Regions from separate parts of the Mus musculus genome. Here region 2 is linked to region 1. A link is a contact called in ENCODE POLR2A ChIA-PET data. All regions are on one chromosome and are shown on one strand. Each heading gives the region's core, a stretch centred on a gene start or an enhancer-like site at or near the end of the contact. The rest is flanking DNA. Distances are from core to core; before and after follow the strand shown. Region 1 holds the start of Cpne1 (copine I). Region 2 holds the start of Scand1 (SCAN domain-containing 1).

The links. ChIA-PET counts read pairs that join two places held with the same protein, here RNA polymerase II (POLR2A).
Region 2: POLR2A ChIA-PET joins it to region 1 with 14 read pairs in Patski. The contact joins the promoter of Scand1 here to the promoter of Cpne1 in region 1. POLR2A ChIA-PET finds 5 or more read pairs at or near these places in 2 of 5 experiments (Patski and embryonic stem cell).

The regions. Positions count from the first base shown.
Region 1 is chr2:156,110,419-156,113,744 of GRCm38, forward strand. It overlaps Cpne1 (copine I), which reads right to left and starts at 1,547. Exons shown (of 16, transcript NM_170590.3): 1 at 1,368-1,547. Rbm12 (RNA binding motif protein 12) reads right to left here and starts at 1,547. Exons shown (of 3, transcript NM_029397.3): 1 at 1,368-1,547.
Region 2 is chr2:156,311,225-156,314,550 of GRCm38, forward strand. Scand1 (SCAN domain-containing 1) reads right to left here and starts at 1,480. Exons shown (of 2, transcript NM_020255.3): 1 at 1,278-1,480; 2 at 622-1,178. The coding sequence starts at 1,124. The coding sequence ends at 696. It overlaps Cnbd2 (cyclic nucleotide binding domain containing 2), which reads left to right and starts at 1,249. Exons shown (of 13, transcript NM_027585.2): 1 at 1,249-1,575. The coding sequence starts at 1,309.

The DNA of each region.
Region 1 (3,326 bases), core at 297-2,796:
TCCATCTCATCAAAAGCAACAAGTTTCAAAAACAAGTACATCAGTTTTATTTACCTATTTTTTTTAAATAAAGATTTTTTTGTAGGATTTTTTTCCAACTGCAAACGCTCTTTAACATTTTAACAGTATACAATGGTTAACAAGGTCCCGGACAATTTTTGTTTCTAAGACTGAAGTTCACCAAAAATTACAGCTCAAACTATCCAAAAAGCCCTGAAAGAAATAGTCTCTCCCTTGAGTTGCCATCCATCCTAGTTTTTTCCCACCAAGTCATATAATAAGATTCGCATCAACTTAAATCTTAACGTACACAATAAAATGGTTTCTGCCAACTGCACACACTCAGTCATCTCGGAATCTAGGAGCCAAGAAGGCTTTAGGACCCAGAATACTTCTGCAACACAGCCTGTAATTCGCAACTTTATCTACCAGAATGAATGGATCTTTAGCACTTGAATAAACCACAGGGGACTCCTTAGAACTTCCAATAAAACACACACTTAGGTTACTAACTCGCTTACTAACACGGGCACTCCAACCTGCTACGTTAGTCCATACCCCAATACTAACCTGTAGATCTTTAAAATGCCTTTCCTTCTATTTTACGCGGCTGCAAAGTGGCGCCGCCAACCTTCAGACAGTAAGTAAGCTATCTAAGACACCCACCCTCCTTCCTCCAACTCCCAAAGGTGCTGCAGATAGCAGCCCCTCCCCTAGTTGGGAATCAAGGACCAGCCATCCTAGCTACAATTCTTCAAGCCTCTCCGACCTACAGGGCGGCTCCAATCACCTACACTTAGGAAGCCCCTCCTCAGCGCTAGACCTAGGAAGCTATACACTGCAATCCCTGCACCTCCAGGCCCTAAAAGCGACCGGTTCCCAGCCTCCCAGGACACCTTTCCTCCCCATAGGAATGTCCCTAGTGTAGTCCACTTTTGCAGGTCATAGGCCACTAGGACCTCTTCACTTCGGGGCAGAGGTGAGAGTTAAAACCTCGTTCCCGCTTAAAGCCAACGAAGCCTTCCCCACTAAGCGTGCAGGCGTTTTCATCGCAATCCCCCCCCCCCCGACCCGGTAGTTCGCAGGCCGCGAGGCCACCCGATGCTGGCCGCTTCCCCTCTCAGGACCACCGGGCATCCCCGCTAAGGCCCTGCTCCCACTTCGGCACGCAGACTCCACCTTTCGCATCCTCGGAGGCCCCGGAGCGTGAGCGGCGCCCCAGGACCCCCGCAGCCCCGCCGCGACCCTTTGTGTTGGGCGCTCGCGGCCGCGGGCTCCGAGGCCTGGGAAGGCCCCGCCCCGAGGCACCAAGGAGGCGGCTCGAGCCCCGCACAGCCCCGCCCGTTCCGGGGCTGCGGGAGTCTTACCGGGGAGAGCTTGCGCGGCACCAGAACCCAGACCCGAGTTACCCCCCGCGCGAGTGCCTCAGCCCTGCGGCCGACAGCCCCAGCCCGAACGGCTTTCCCGGAGCCCACTGCAGCCAACACCTCCACAGCCGCTTCACAAAATGGCCGCCCGCCCGCTCCGGCGCTCCGCGTTCCCGGAGTAGGCGGGGCGCCGCTGCCGACGTCACCTGATGGGAGACGCAGGCGCGCTGAGGATTTGGGGTGGGGGCAAAAGCTCGGAAGTTGCAGGTATTTGTGGTGAACCCGGTATTTTAGTAGCTGTTTGCAAAGTCAGACCTGAAGCTATTGTCCAAGGTTCCTTGCAGAGCTTTTAAAGTACAGGCTCCTTTGGCTCTTGGAGACCCCCGTGAAGGGAGAAAAACAATGCCTTCACTGCAGAACTGTCTTGAGGATTAAACGCACCAAGAAGCAAAAGCTTGAACCTTTTTTTGACTATTGAAAAAAAAAAAAATGGGAGGCAGAGGCAGGCGAATTCTGAGTTCGAGGCCAGCCTGGGCTACAGAGTGAGTTCCAGGACAGCCAGGACTATACAGAGAAACCCTGTCTCGAAAAACCAAAAAAGAAAGAAAGAAAGAAAGAAAGAAAGAAAGAAAGAAAGAAAGAAAGAAAGAAAGAAAGAAAGAAAGAAAGAAAGAAAGAAAGAAAGAAAGAAAGAAAGAAAGAAAGAAAGAAAGAAAGAAAGAAAGAAAGAAAGAAAGAGAAAGAAAGAGAGAGAAAGAAAAGAAAGAAAGAAAGAAAGAAAAAGGAAGGAAGGAAGGAAGAGAAAGAAAGAAAGAAAGAAAGAAAGAAAGAAAGAAAGAAAGAAAGAAAGAAAGAAAGAAAGAAAGAAAGAAAGAAAGAAAGAAAGAAAGAAAGAAAGAGAAAATAATCCTGCTTGGCAGTGGTGGCACAAGCCTCTAATCCCCGCACTTGGGAGGCAGAGGCAGGCAGATTTCTGAGTTTGAGACCAGCCAGCACTACACAGAGAAACCCTGTCTTAAACACACACAGAAAGAAAGAAAGAAAGAAAGAAAGAAAGAAAGAAAGAAAGAAAGAAAGAGAGAGAGAGAGAGAGAGAGAGAGAGAGAGAGAGAGAGAGAGAGAGAGAGAGAGAGAGAGAGAGAGAGAGAGAAAGGAAGAAAGGAAGGAAGGAAGGAAGGAAGGAAGGAAGGAAGGAAGGAAGGAAGAGAAAATATTCTTCTGCCATGGGGCTGGAGAGATGTCTCAAAGGTTAAAAGCTCATACTGCTCTTCCTGGCATCTTAAATTCTATGAGCTACATGGAGTGGCTCACAACCTCCTGTAACTCCAGCCTCAAATCTGACTCCCTCCTCTGGCCTCTGTAGGCAGCGACACTAATATGTACAAACTCTCACACAGAGACATTAATAAAAATAAATATAAAAAGAGTAAAATATCTTTCAATATTTCCTATAATCCCCAGTATTTGATTATACAGGGAGACCTAGGCTCTACCAGACTCTGCCCCTTGATTTTGTGTGTGTGTGTGTGCGAGAGAGAGAGAGAGAGAGAGAGAGAGAGAGAGAGAGAGAGAGAGAGAGAGAGAGAGAGAGAGCGCATGCGCGCGGGCAAATAAGAGGGATGGAGAGAGAGAGGAGAGAGACAGAGAGAAAGAGAGAAAGAAAGAGATTTTCTTGCCTCTATCTCCTGGAATTTTGGTGTGTACCTCCTTGTCTGGACCTAAGCTTTTCATAGTCACTGTGCCTTAAGATCAGGATCAAAAGCCTGTGACTTCCATTTCTGAATTGTTGTTCATTCCAGACTAAAAGTCCTAGAGAAGTCAATAACCCAGTAATAATGATGCCTAATATAATAGAACTATTCTGTGTTAAATGGCAAATGAATAAACAATAAGCTTAGCTGGGTAGGACCAAGCCCCAAGGTCACCACGCCCTTAATCTGCTTGAACAAGGGATTCAGC
Region 2 (3,326 bases), core at 230-2,729, 200 kb after region 1:
AAGATTACTGGGAAAACACTGTTGTCCAGTTGTACTGATTCCAGTTACTGATCTTTAAGCATAAAGTGAAACGAGAGTTCGCTTTCCTTGGCAATATCAGTTCTGTTGCTTGAGTTTGTTTTTGAGAGGGTCTACATAGCCCTGGCTGGAACACACTATGTAAAAACCAGGCTGGCCTCAGAGACCCTCCTGCCTCTGCTTCCTGAGTGCTGAGGTTTAAAGTATGAGTCACAACAACCAACTAAATAAAGCATTTAATAGGGCCAGTTATTTTACTGCTCAGCTTCGAAACCGCTGTGTACTGCCATCTGCTGAAGCTCGGATACTAGATAGTGTGAGGCAGAGGGGAGAATAGAAGGCTAGAAAACTGAAACCTCATTAACATGGCCTTTTGCAAAACAAAACTCATGCAGGTTTAGAAAAACTGAATGTGGTCTAGATCTAGGTAGATTTCCTGCCTAAGGGCACAGCTTCGCGCAAATGCAGTGGTCCAGGAATAGCTAATCAAAAGCCTTAATCTTACAGGTTCCCAGAATCCTCTAGCTATCAGCTGGAAAGGTGGGCAACAAGTTCGTAAAATAAACCCAATAAATAAAGAACGAACGCAAGACACAGCAGACATGGGAGCTGTCAAAATTCAACTTTTATTAACTCAGGGGTAGGGTGTCAGTCCAGGGAGCCCCAGGCTCCGCCGCTCAGCCGGTGATGCGCACGTCCGCGCGGCGCCGCAGCCGCCGAGCCCGGGCCGCCTCCGGTAGAATGGCCTGCAGCTGCTCCTGCACCAGCATCTCCACGATCTGCTCCTTGGTGCGGATGTCCGGCCGCAGCCACTGGCGGGACAGCTCCCGCAGCTGCCGGAAGGCTTCCCGGGGCCCGGCCGCGTCCTGGTAGCGAAACTGCCGGAAGCGCTGGCGAAAGGTCTCGGGGCCGGGCCGAGAGGCTCCGGGCCGCAGGGCGGCGTCAGCGTAGGGCGCCGTGTTCAAAGCTGCGGGCGCGCCGGGGAGCTCCGGGGCCGGGGAGCTCCCGGAATCGGGCGACGGGGCCGCACAGTCGCCGGCTCCTTCCTGCTGCTCGGGAGGCGCCGCGGGGCTTTGGGGGTCCTGGCTGGGCTGCGGCGCCGCCATGACTACGGCTGTTGGCGTCCCCCTTTGTTTCGCAGTCCGGCGCCTCGCCTGCGTCTGCACCGGAAGGAGGTAACAGAGGGCCGCTGAAGGGCAGGGCCCGGGCACCCCAGCGGGACGCGGACTCAGGACAGGCTGCGGGCAAGCCCAGCTTACCTCGACCCGCGAAGCTCCTCGGTGGCCGGAAATGAACCGATCCGCGAATCCGGAAGCCGCCTCCTCTACCAGTCACGTGAAGTTTGATCTGGGGAAGTCCGTAGACATCAGCTCTACTGACACTAAGGATGGCGGCACTGCAAGGTCCCCATTGGAGCCGGCGGACAAGTCGGACACGACAGAGTCGAAATCTGAGTCGGGATCGGATTCCAGATCAGAGGAAGACAAGGAGAGTCCGGCCTCGATTAAGGAGATAAAGGCGGAGACACCCCAACCGAAGGACCGCCCTGGCGTGCAGGTGACCTGCGCCTCCTAGGGTAGATGCTGGTCCCTACTTGACCAGGCAGGATCTGGGGGTAGCGCTGACAGTCCTGGGTAAAGGAGGGTGATGGTTGGCTAGGGGATTGTCGGAGCTTGGGCGGATGCCCTGGGTGGGACAGCGGGACAGGGGCTCCAATTACTTTTAAAAAGATCTCTCAAGCCCGTAATCCTAGAGCTAAAGGACACCTCCTGAGCTATAAATTGAGCTGAGAATCTCATTAAACACACACACACACACACACACACACACACACACACACACACACACACACACATATACTGTCGCCTGCATAGGTGCAATTGATTTCACTTTATTTTGAGAAGGACAAAGTATTTGGGCAAGAGTCTTCAGACTTTCCTGCCCCCAAACAAGTGCTCAGGGCTTCTTTGTCATTGTTTTTGCTTGTCCTCGAAAACCAAGAGAAAGAGATTCAGTGGGTACTACTTTAACTTTAAGATTAATAAGTGGGGGGCTGGAGAGATGGCTCAGTAGTTAAGAGCACTGACTCCTCTTCCAGAGGTCCTGAGTTCAATTCCCAGCAACCACATGGTGGCTTACATCTACAATGGGCTCTGATGCCCTCTTCTGGTGTGTCTGAAAAGAACAGCGGTGAATACATAAAATAAGTAAATACATCTTTGAAAAAAGTTTAATAAGTAAACTGTAATTAACGATGTCCCAGATGGTGGCCATTAGCTTCTTGTATTTACTGAATCTTTGAAAGGTAAATACCCCGAAATTGAGATGTATTAAAATGTAGAATTACGCATGTGTCTGTAGGAAAAGAAAAATATTTTGTATTTATTACATATTTGAGTATGTTATGTAATTTTGTATATATGGGGGTCAAATAAACTATATTATTAAATTTTACCTGTGTCTTTTTACTTTTAAAATACAACTACTTTGAAATTTTTAAATTACACATACAGTTTATAGTATATCTTTGTTGACTAGCTGCTGTCTAGAGTGTCGGAATCAGGTGTCAGGAAACATCTTTTCTTTGCTTTAACACCCCCAGCAATAAATAGTGCCTGCCTCACAGTTGTCAGGTGGAGTAAATCAAGCTCTGGAAAAGACAGAGCTTTCAGAGCTAGGGAGATGGAGCGGTTGGTAAGGATGCTTGGGATGATGGGATGAGATGAGCGTGGTACCCAAGCATTGTGAGTCCACAGCTCTGGGCAGCCCACGAAGTTCTAGGCTTCTATCCTCCTCCGGACAACTAAGTCTTCCAGAATGACCGGGTTCATTCAGCTTCTCTTGGCTTCTGACTGAATTGCTCTGCTTGGCCTCATACTAACTTTGGCACTCTCCTCCTCCCCCTCCTCCTCCTCCTCCTCCCCCTCCCCCTCCTCTTCCTCCTCCTCCTCTTCCTCCTCCCCCTCCTCCCCCTCTCCCCTCCTCCTCCTCCTCCTCCTCCTCCTCCTTCTTCTTCTTTTCTTGAGACAGGGTTTCTCTGTATAGCCCTGGTTGTCCTGGAACACACTCTGTAGACCAGGCTGGCCTTGAACTCAGAAATCCACCTGCCTCTGCCTCCCAAGTGCTGGGATTAAAGGCGTGAGCCACCACACCCGGCTCTTGGCACTCTGTTCTAATCTTCTGGCTCATTCTGTCTTCACCTATGTCTGTCAAACTGTCCTGTTAAACTGCCAAAAACCCAACACACCACCACACCTTTTTTTCCCTCTCTGCTCTTAAGTAGTCTCTTTTCCAGTGCTGCTCTCCTG